3 separate regions of the Homo sapiens genome follow, and all the other regions are linked to region 2. A link is a contact called in ENCODE Hi-C or POLR2A ChIA-PET data. All regions are on one chromosome and are shown on one strand. The core of a region is the stretch at or near the end of the contact, and the rest is flanking DNA. Distances in the headings are between cores, read along the strand shown. Region 1 overlaps LIMK1 (LIM domain kinase 1). Region 2 holds the start of TBL2 (transducin beta like 2). Region 3 overlaps RFC2 (replication factor C subunit 2).

Region 1 (3,461 bases), core at 470-2,969, 520 kb after region 2:
TCATTCCTCTGAATACCATTACAAATGCCAGATACAATAAAAAGACATTTTCAACCGGGCATGGTGGCCCACACCTGTAATCTCAGCACTTCGGGAGGCCGAAGTGGGTGGATCACCTGAGGTCAGGAGTTCGAGACCAGCCTGGGCAATGTGGTGAAACCCCGTCTCTACTAAAAATACAAACGTAGCCAGGCATGGTAGTGTGTGCCTATAGTGCCAGCTGCTTGGGAGGCTGAGGCAGGAGAATCACTTGAACCCAGGAGGTGGAGGTTTCAGTGAGCCCCGACTGCCATTGCACTCCAGGCTGGGCAACAAGAGTGTAACTCTGTATCAAAAAAATAAAAATAAAAAAAACACACTCAAAAAATAAAAAGACATTTTCTTTAGTCCATGTCTGATCCAACAAGAAAGAGGAGGAACCAAGTCAAGAATGAGTGAAGAAGCTGGGCGCAGTAACTCACACCTGTAATCTCAGCACTTTGGGAGGCCAAAGTGAGAGGATCACTTAAGGCCAGAAGTTTGAGACCAGCTTGGGCAACATAGCGAGACCTGCATGTCTACAAAAAAAAAAAAAAAATTAAAAATTAGCCAGGCATGGTGAAATCACTGAACACATAAAGGCTGGGCATGGTTGCTCACACTTATAATCGAAACACTTTGGGAGGCTGAGATGGGAGGATCACTTGAGGCCAGGAGTTCGAAACCAGCCTGGGAAACATTGTAGTCACAGCTACTTGGGAGGCTGAGGCAGAAGGATCTCTTGAGCCCAGGAAGTGGCTACAGTGAGCTATAATTGCACGACTGCACTCTAGGCTGGGCAATGGAGCAAAACCCTGTCTCAAAAAAATGGGGCAGGGCTGATAAAGATTAGATTACTGTGTGACTTTGAGCAGCTGCTTTCTCTCTAGGCTTTGGGGGTCTGTTTGAACAATGAGGGAGTTGGATACCTTGGAGCTTTCTAAGATTTCTGTGGCGCCTTTATTGACACCTTGAGAAGTAGCATGCAGTGTTTCTACTTTTGGGCAATTGGTCACTTCTTTTTTTTTGAGACAGTCTCACTCTGTCGCCCAGTCTGGGGTGCAGTGGTGTGATACCAGCTCACTGCAACCTCCACCCACAAGGTTCAAGCAATTCTTGCACCTCAGCCCCCTGAGTAGCTGGGACTACAGGTGACCACATGTGGCTAATTTTTGTATTTTTAGTAAAGACAGGGTTTCACCATGTTGGCCAGGCTCGTTTCAAACTCCTGGGCTCAAGTGATCCTCCCTTCTCGGCCTCCCAAAGTGCCGGGATTACAGGTGTGAGCCACCGTGCCCGGCCCAAGTGCTAGCTTTCTCTCTCTCTTTTTTTTTTTTTCGAGACGGAGTCTCGCTCTGTCGCCCAGGCTGGAGTGCAGTGGTGTGGTCTCGGCTCACTGCAAGCCCCGCCTCCTGGGTTCACGCCATTCTCCTGCCTCAGCCTCCCGAGTAGCTGGGACTACAGGCACCTGCCACCATGCCCGGCTAATTTTTTTTTTATATTTAGTAGAGACAGGGTTTCACCATATTAGGCAGGATGGTCTCGATCTCCTGACCTCGTGATCCGCCCGTCTCGGCCTCCCAAAGTGCTGCGATTACAGGCATGAGCCACCACGCCCGGCCCTACCAAGTGCTAGCTTTCATTTGACGCAGTGAATGTTTCTTGTACACCTGGCAGGTGCCTGGCACTGCATAGGCACTGTTGAGATGTGAAGGTGGCCCTGGGGACAGAAAATTATACTGGGCTTGACTGTGTGTCTCCATCCCTTGACATCAGCCAAGCCAGCAGCTGCTTTACATACATGATGAGCAGACAGCTGCTTGAAAGAGATGAGGAAACTCCCAGACCAACGGCTCTTACCAGAGGGCCAAGGGAGGTCCCCACAGAGTCAGAGGCTGCAGCTGGTCCCTGAAATCCAGGCAGAATTTTAGAAATGAAGACAGTCAGCTGGGTGCAGCGGCTCATGCCTGTTATCTCAGCCACTTCGGAGGGCTGAGGTGAGAGGATTGCTTGAGCCCAGGAGGTGGAGGCTGCAGCAAGCTATGATGACACCATGCATTCCAGCTTGGGCGACAGAGCGAGACCCTATCTCTAAAATAAAAATGAAGAAGACAGTTAATGACGTCTCCTCCCTGTCTGCCTCACTGGGTAAGCATTCGCCCAGCCAACATCTGGAACATCCCAGTTCTGCAAAGAGCCACACCCTTCCCAGAAAGAGCCCAACTTGCCAAAGATTTACTTATTTGTTTTAAACTGGTTTTAGTTGACCGCTTTTCATTTTGTGTATAGCAGCGTTTTAAGGAAGGTCTAATTTATCCAGGCCACCTGCTGCTTTAGCAAACCAAGGGAGAGGATGTGAGATTCTAAGGAATTTACATATGTATGTCATATATATATATATATATATATAGACACACAATTTTTTTTTGAGACAGGGTCTTGCTCTGTCATACAGGCTGGAGTGCAGTGGCACAATCATAGCTCACTATAGCCTCAGATGCCTGTGCTCAAGCAATCCACTCACCTCGGCCTCCTGAGTAGTGAGACTACAGGCACACACCACCACACCCAGCTAATTTTTTAATTTTTTGTAGAGACTGAGTCTTGCTGTGTCGCCCAGGCTAGTCTTGAACTCCTGGGCTCAAGCAATCCTCCCACATTGGCTTCCCAAAGTGCTAGGATTACAAGCGTGAGCCACTATGCCTGGCTTATTTTTAAGGTTATATGCATGCAAAGCCTGTATCAATGAAAATATTTTCTTTGGTTTTTTTCAACTTTTCATCTTCGCATTTTGCAGATTTATAGAAAATTTGCTAAAATAATAAGTCCATTGAATACATACACACCCTTCACCAAGGTTCACCAATTCGTAACTGCCATATTTGGGAGTTATATGTGTGTCTCTCTATATATACATATATGGATACAGATACATATACATGTTTAGTGACTTGTTTATATTTGTACATACATGTACATGTTGTTATTTATTGATCGTTTGGGAGTAAGTTGCAGGGATCATTGACTCCCCCACAATTATGCTAGATATTCTCAAAAGAAGGACCTTCTCTTTTTTTTTTTTTTTTTTGGAGACAGGGTATCACTGTCATTGAGGCTGGAGTGCAGTGATGCGATCACAGCTCACTGCAGCCTCAACCTCCCAGGCTCAAGTGATCCTCCCACCTCTGCCTCCCAAGTAGCTGGGACTACAGGCACGGGCCACCACGCCTGGCTAGGCATTCTGTTATGTAATTATCAATTGTATCTTATAGTTCAGTGATCACATTTTGGAAATGTAACATTGATACCATTATCTAATACACAGACCATATTCAAATTTTGCCTATTGTCTCTATACTGAACTACTGAGCTGTCCTTTATAGCAATCTCCCCCTCATCCACAGTCCAGTCCATGATCAACATTGCATTTAATCGTCATGTGT
Region 2 (3,726 bases), core at 646-3,145:
GAAAAAAGCTCCTGGGCCCTGCAAACAAACACAGCCACAATCTGTCCTCTGCTTCCTTCTCTCCAGGCATGTCTAACAAGCCCCCCTCCTCACACTTAAGTCATACCAAATGCTGTTTGGGGACTCCTTGCCTTCTCGGGTATTGCCATTGGCAGGAATGTCTTTTTTCCTTGGCCTTCTGGCAAACTCTTCTTCTAGAACCATCCTTTGAGACCCCACACTACCTCATGTGCCCCCTATTCTCAGTAATGATTTCCCTAACAACCACCTCCCCCATAAAAGAACAGGACTCGGCCAGGCAGGGTGGCTCACGCCTGTAATCCCAGCACTTTGGGAGGCCGAGGCAGGTGGATCACAAGAGGTTAGGAGATTGAGACCATCCTGGCTAACACAGTGAAACCCCGTCTCTACTCAAAAAATACAAAAAATTAGCCGGGTGTGGTGTCGGACGCCTGTAGTCCCAGCTACTCAGGAGGCTGAGGCAGGAGAATGGCGTGAACCCAGAGGCGGAGCTTGCAGTGAGCCGAGATCCCGCCACTAGACTCCAGATTGGGCGACAGAGCAAAACTCCGTCCCCCTGCAAAAAAAAAAAAAAAAAAAATGCAGGGCTGGCCGGGCACAGTGGTTCACGCCTGTAATCTCAGCACTTTTGGAGGCCAGGACGAGTGGATCACCTGAGATCAGGCGTTCGAGACCAGCCTGACCAACGTGGCGAAACCCCGTCTACTAAATATACAAAAATTAGCCAGGCGTGGTGGTGTGTGCCTGTAGTCCCAGCTACTCGGGAGGCAGAGGCAGAAGAATCGCTTGAACCTGGCAGGCGGAAGTTGCAACGAGCCAAGATTGTGCCACTGCACTCCAGCCTGGGCAAGAAGAGCGAAACTCTGTCTGAAAAATAAATAAAAAGAGCAGGGCTGCCCACTGACTCTCTGGTGTTTCCCATTTCTAGTACTAACCTCTTCTATGAAACTTTTCAGAGACAGGCTCTTGCCGTCACCCAGGCTGAAGTACAGTGGCGCGATCTATCACAACTCACTGCAGCCTTGAATTCCTGGACTCACGACACCCTCCTGCCTCGGCCTCCCATGGAGCTGGGACTACAGGGGCGTGCACAACCACACCCAGCTAATTTTGCGTAGAGATGGGGTCTTGCTATGTTGCTCAGGCTGGTCCCAAACTCCTGGGCTCAAGCGATCTCCCTGCCTCGGCCTCCCAAAGTGCTGGGAATACAGGCGTGAGCCACTTCGCCTGGCCTCAGTGAAACTTATTTCACCGTGTTTTTCACTTACATATTTAGGTGTTCATAATACAGATGTACTTCTCCTTTACTGGACTCCTTACAGAAAAAGACCCCAAAGCCTATCACAGGGTCATAGATGCCCAGTAAATGCTGCTGCACATCACAGAATTGGTGCTTTTTCCGAGATCGCGGCCACGGAGCAGGCTGAAGAGTTTACGGTGCTCTCCTGGCCACCCCGGGGACGGCCTGGCCTCGGCCACAGAGAAAGCCGCAGTAAGGGGCCCAGGTTGGAGCCAGTCCCGCCCCAGGAGGTGCGCCTAACCCGGCAAGGCGGGTCCCCGTCTCTGGAAGCGAAGCTCACGTTACCAGAGGAGAAACTGAGGCCCATGGAGTCGCCGGGCCCCACCAGCCGCGGGCCCAAACCGCAGGTCGGACCACGAGGAGGCCGGGAGCCGGGACACCGCGGGCCGCCCCCACCCGACCCGGCCCCACTTACAGGCGGGCCGGCCGCTCCTCTCCTCCCCCGCGCGCAGCCACCCCCGCGCTACCGCCGCCGTCGCCATCAGGGCCAGCAGCCCAAGCAACACCGACAGCCCCATGAGCTCCGACATCTGCGAGAGCTCCATGTTGGTGGAACCACTGCCACCTCAGCTAGTGAGTACGCGGGCGCCCGCACGGCTCTGCCGGGCCGCGCACGCACGCGGGGGCGCGGCCTGGCCGTTGGGGAGCCTCAAGCGGCTGGGCCTGGCCGTTAGAGCGCCTGGGGGCGGAGCCTGGTTGTTACAACGCCTTCAGGGCGGGGCCTGGCCGTTAAAGCACCTCAAGGGGTGGGGCCCGGCTGTTGTGGCGCTCGAGGGGCGGGGCCTGGAGTTAGAGCATCTCCACCCGCCGAGCCTAGTTATTAGAGCGCCTCGAGAGGCAGAGTCTGGAGTTAGCGCGTCTCGAGGGGCGGGGCTGGGTTGTTAGAGCGTCTCGAGGGGCAGAACCCGGAGGTAGAGTGTCTCGAGGGGCGGGGCCTGGAAGTAGAACATCTCGAGGGGCAGGGCTCGACCCTTGGTGCGTTTCGAGGGGCGGGTCGCCTGGCGGTTGAGATTGCAGGGCTGCGGAGGGCGGAGGAAGGCGGGATTTGCGATCACTGCTCACGCCTCCTCCTGAAGAACTCACTGATAATTGTTTATTAAAGGCATTATTCCAGCCATCACCACACTGGATCCTTTCAAGGAAGCGGGGCGGGGATTATTATTACCATTTAACGGATAGGAAACTCAGCATCAGCGAAAGTTCAGATGGGCTTTTAAGGAAGAGTAGGCCAGGCGCGTGGAGTGGAACAGCCTCCGCAAAGACCTGAGAAGCTGGGATGTGGGAAATGGCTAGAGGGGCGGAAAGGTCTGGGGGACGTTGAGCGCTGGCTCCATCCAACAAGCTGCTCATTACAGGGAGAGGTGGGGCAAAAGCTGTGTCTGAGGATTCCCTGGATGGACCTTTGTGTGAAAAGACCAAAATCAGAAAACCGGCAGTGGCTTCAAGGATCCGAGAGGGAGGTGACGAGGGCCTGGATTTGGGGCTGGCCTGGCAAGTCGAAAGTTAAAAGGGAGAATTTTTAATAGAAAACTTATTTTATTTATTTATTTATGTATTTACTTTTGAGACGGTTGCCCAGGTTGGAGTGCAGTGACGCGTCTCGGCTCACTGCAACCTCCGTCTCCCGGGTGCAAGAGATTCTCCTGCCTCAGCCTCCAGAGTAGCTGGGATTACAGGCGCGTGCCACCATGCCCTGCTACTTTTTGTGTTTTTTATAGAGACGGGGGTTTTGCCATGTTGGCCAGGCTGGTCTCGAACTCCTGACCTCAGGTGATCCACCTGCTTCGGCCTCCCAAAGTGCTGGGATTACAGGCGTGAGCCACCATGCCGAGCTGGGAGATTATTTTTATTTTTTATTTTTTGAGATGGAGTCTCGTTGCACTGTCGCCCAGGCTGGAGTGCAATGGCGCCATCTCTGCTCACTGCAACCTCTGCCTCCCGGGTTCAAGCGATTCGCTTGCCTCAGCCTCCCGAGTAGCTGGGATTACGGGTGCCCGCTAGCATGCCCCGCTAATTTTTTGTATTTTTTAGTAGAGACGGGGTTTCGCTATATTGGTCAGGCTGGTCTTGAACTCCTGACCTCGTGATCCGCCCGCCTCAGCCTCTCAAAGTGCTGGGATTACAGGTGTGAGCCACCGCGACTGGCCCAGACCAGGAAATTTTTTCATAGAAAACTTATTTTTTTTTTTGAGACAGAGTCTTGCTCTATTGCCCAGGTTGGAGCGCAGTGGCGCGATCTCGGCTCACTGCAACCTCCGCCTCCTGGGTTTATGCCATTCTCCTGCCTCAGCCTCCCGAGTAGCTGGGATTACAGGCGCCCGCCACCACGCCCGGCTAATTTTTTAAAAATATTTTTAGTAGAGACGGGATTTCACCGTGTTAGCCAGGATGGTCTCGATCTCCTG
Region 3 (3,581 bases), core at 816-3,315, 650 kb after region 2:
TAACCCGGCTCCTGGTATGGACGGATGCGCAGGATTTAGGATAAGCTGTCACCCAGTCCCCATAACAAAACCACTGTCCAACACTGGTATCTGTGTTCTTTTGTGCTATGAATTTGGATTCCTAATTGCTATTGTTGGTTGCTGGGGTTTTAAATGATTGATAAGCTTGTACAGTTAACTTATAGAGGGGGAGCCATATTTAACATTCTGGATTTCAGAGTAGAGATTTCTGTGTTGTCTCCTAGAAAGCATTACATGTAGTTTATTTCAGCATCCTTGTTGGGTGGGGCCCTGGCTCTCTTCCCCTTTGGTGGGACCTCCCCTTTCTTTGGGCTTCAGTTCACTCAGGAAGAAATGAGGCTGTCGCCATCTTTATGTGCTTCCAGTGGAAATGTCACTTGCTACAGACAATAGTGCATGAGAGTCTAGAGAAGTAGTGACCAGAACAGGGCAGAGTAGGTCCCCTCCATGGCCCTGAATCCTCCTCTGCTCCAGGGCTGGCCTCTGCAGAGCTGATTAAACAGTGTTGTGACTGTCTCATGGGAAGAGCTGGGGCCCAGAGGGACCTTGAGTCAGAAATGTTGCCAGAAAAAGTATCTCCTCCAACCAAAACATCTCAATAAAACCATTTTAGTTGAAAAGCAGTGATTATCCTGTGTCTCCTTTCTCCTGCTTCAGGTAAAAAACCTTTTATAAAAATATAAAAATTAGCCGGGCCTGGTGGTGCATGCCTGTAGTCTCAACTACTTGGGAGGCTGAGGCAGGAAAATCACTTGAACCCAGAAGGTTGCAGTGAACTATGATTGCATCACTGCACTCCAGCCTGGGCAAGAGGGAGACCTTGTCTCAAAAAACATAACAAAACACGGCCAGGCACAGTGGCTCACGCCTGTAATCCCAGCACTTTGGGAGGCTGAGGTGGGTGGATCACGAGGTCAGGAGATCGAGACCATCCTGACTAACACAGTGAAACCCGTCTCTAATAAAAATACAAAAAAATTAGCCGGGCATGGTGGCGGGCACCTGTAGTCCCAGCTACTTGGGAGGCTGAGGCAGGAGAATGGCGTGAACCCGGGAGGCGGAGCTTGCAGTGAGCCGAGATCGCACCACTGCACTCCAGCCTGGACGAAAGAGGGAGACCTTGTCTCAAAAAACATAACCAAACACAAAAAGCCTTAAGGGAATGGCGGCCACAGCTCTTGTTTAATAAAAAGGGACCCTGAGAGCATCAGGGCTGCGGATGGGATCTTAGTTCCCAAGTCCAGCCGTCTTTCTGGGATGGCCCAGGGACTCTTCCCATGAGAAGAAATTAATGCGACAAGTTAGGAAATCAGAAGAAACATCTAGAACCCAACTGCCGCCCACCTGTTACTTCACATCCTGAAGTCCTGACTGTACAACCTCAGGGACAAGTTTCTCTTCCTTTTTTTGTAAGAGTCTCGCTCTGTCGCCCAGGCTGGAGTGCAATGGCACCATCTTGCCTCACTACAATCTCCACCTCCTGGGTTCAAGCAATTCTCCTGCCTCAGCCTCCTGAGTAGCTGGGATTACAGGCGTGCGCCACCATGCCCAGCTAATTTCGTATTTTAGTATTTCGTATTTTAGCCACCGTGCCCAAATGGGCCAGGCATGGTGGCTCACACCTGTAATGCCAGCACTTAGGAGGCTGAGGTGGGAGGATCACTTGAGGCCAGGAGTTCGAGACCAGTCCCAGCAATATAGTGAGACCTCATTTCTACAAAAAATTTAATAATTAGCTGGGTATCGTGGTACATGCCTGTAGTCCCAGCTACTCAGGAGGCTGAGGTAGGAGGATCACTTGAGCCCAAGAGGTTGAGGCTGCAGTGAGCCAAGATTGGCCCACTACACTCTAGCCTGGGCGACAGAGTGAGACCCAATCTCAAAAATCAAAACAAAACAAAAAGGGAAAAAAATAGTATCTTACCAAAAAAAAAAAAAAGGCAATTCTACAAATTAGTACGAAATTCTTTGGGGAATTCTAAAGCAAGCGCAAAGAGTATGGTCTAGAACACAGGAAGAGCATCACGGTGTTTTCCTGAGGGCTGGGCTGCATCTCTCCACTCTGCCGCCCTCTCTGAAAGGCTCGCCACCTGGCCATTCTGAGAAATCAGTCTAAATAGGAAAGACAGCAAACCCTGCCCTCGCCCTGGGGAAGTGGCGCCTTCAGGCTTCTAGAAGAACCGAGATGAGCTTGTGGGTCTACTATCTAATCGCCTTTTCTACTTGTAGGCTGCCAAGGCCCGTAGAGACAGGAAGCTGGTTTTTCTCGAGGCTTCACATGGTCACCTTATTGCCAACAAACACTGCAAGGCTTTATTAGCTAAAATGTCAACCCACACACAGATCAGAGACCGCCCTCAGCTTCTCTGCGCCTTTCCGCCCCGTCACCGCATCAATGGGGTGGAGGCCAAACTCAAACACTTGCGGGGCACAGACGTCCCAGAAGCAAACATGCAAGTCACGGGAGTTTATTTATTTAATTTTTTTCCCCAGATGGAGACTCTGTCGCCCAGGCTGGAGTGCAATGGTGTGATCTTGGCTCACTGCAACCTCCACCTCCTGGGTTCAAGCGATTCTCCTGCCACAGCCTCCCGAGTAGCTGGGATTACAGGTGCCCGCCACCACACCCAGCTAATTTTTATATTTTTAGTAAAGACAGGGTTTCCCCATGTTGGCCAGGCTGGTCTTGAACTTCTGACCTCAGGTGATCCACCTGCCTCGGCCTCCCAAAGTGTTGGGATTACAGGCGTGAGCTACCGTGCCTGGCCAGCCACTGGAGTTTAAAGGACAGTCATGTTGGCTCCAGCCTAAGGCGGCATTTTCCCCCATCAGAAAGCCGCGGCTCCTGTACCTCAGAATAGGGCACCTGTAAGTCAGTCAGTGAAGTCTCTGCTCTAACTGGCCACCGGGGCCATTGTCTTCTGACACAGCCTTGCCAGGAGGCCTGCCATCTGCAAAAGAGAGTTCACTCCTTCCGCTATTTTCATGTGAGTGTATCCAATTTCCTGAAAAACAAACCAAATTCAAATCTGGTTAATAAGTGGGGGAGTTCTTTTTTAAAATCTGAACTGAAAAAAATAAAAATAAAAACAGAAACAAACTGAACTAATGGTTTTTTCAAAATCAGCATGAGGAATTCCAACCCCAGCCGGAAAATGAATGCTAAGATGCAATGGATTATGTTTACCTAAAGTTCTATTTATTTCTTAAAAGGATGCTGATAGTTCTTTCAAAGAAACTGTTAAGAAAATGGGTGGGGCGAGGGGGGGCGGGGTGGTGGCACGGAAAGCCAGGCTAGAGGAAAATATTTATATATCTGATAAAGAACTTGCATCCAGACTGTATAAAGAATTCTCAAAAATTCAGTAATAAAGTCCAGGCGTGGTGGCTCATGCCTGTAATCCCAGTACTTTGGGAGGTCAAGGCAGGTGGATCACGAGCCCAGGAGTTCGAGATCAGCCTGACCAACATGGTAAAACCCCATCTCTACTAAAAATACAAAAATTAGCCAGGTATGGTGGCGCACGCCTGTAATCCCAGCTACTCGGGAGGCTGAGGCA

The links. A loop is a pair of places that touch in the nucleus more often than their neighbours do. ChIA-PET counts read pairs that join two places held with the same protein, here RNA polymerase II (POLR2A). Pooled maps may share reads with other maps.
Region 1: a pooled map shows a loop between it and region 2 (4-fold over the local background). The contact joins the enhancer-like site here to the promoter of TBL2 in region 2. A Hi-C loop is called at or near these places in 3 of 37 single-sample maps with no recorded cell type and 5 of 50 pooled maps. POLR2A ChIA-PET finds 5 or more read pairs at or near these places in 1 of 52 experiments (OCI-LY7).
Region 3: a loop to region 2 is called in a pooled map, with 4 times the contacts of the local background. The contact joins the enhancer-like site here to the promoter of TBL2 in region 2. A Hi-C loop is called at or near these places in 1 of 50 pooled maps. POLR2A ChIA-PET finds 5 or more read pairs at or near these places in 2 of 52 experiments (GM12878 and activated CD4-positive, alpha-beta T cell).

What each region holds. Positions count from the first base shown.
Region 1 is chr7:74,099,397-74,102,857 of GRCh38, forward strand. All of the region lies in intron 5 of LIMK1 (LIM domain kinase 1), which reads left to right. Among named protein-coding and RNA genes, the nearest start is that of LIMK1, 17 kb to the left of the region's middle. RefSeq lists an enhancer at 1,217-1,286. Within about 2 kb of position 1,720, at least 6 of the 41 ENCODE cell types and tissues checked have a DNase peak (open chromatin) inside an H3K27ac peak, as active enhancers do; they include OCI-LY7, where a contact is called at or near this core.
Region 2 is chr7:73,576,684-73,580,409 of GRCh38, forward strand. TBL2 (transducin beta like 2) reads right to left here and starts at 1,896. Exons shown (of 7, transcript NM_012453.4): 1 at 1,737-1,896. The coding sequence starts at 1,866. RefSeq lists a silencer at 1,508-2,147 and an enhancer at 2,478-2,547.
Region 3 is chr7:74,229,191-74,232,771 of GRCh38, forward strand. RFC2 (replication factor C subunit 2) reads right to left here. Exons shown (of 11, transcript NM_181471.3): 11 at 2,312-3,026. The coding sequence ends at 2,916. LAT2 (linker for activation of T cells family member 2) reads left to right here. Exons shown (of 14, transcript NM_032464.3): 14 at 1-644. Among named protein-coding and RNA genes, the nearest start is that of LAT2, 21 kb to the left of the region's middle. RefSeq lists an enhancer at 175-454. Within about 2 kb of position 2,066, at least 7 of the 41 ENCODE cell types and tissues checked have a DNase peak (open chromatin) inside an H3K27ac peak, as active enhancers do; they include GM12878, where a contact is called at or near this core.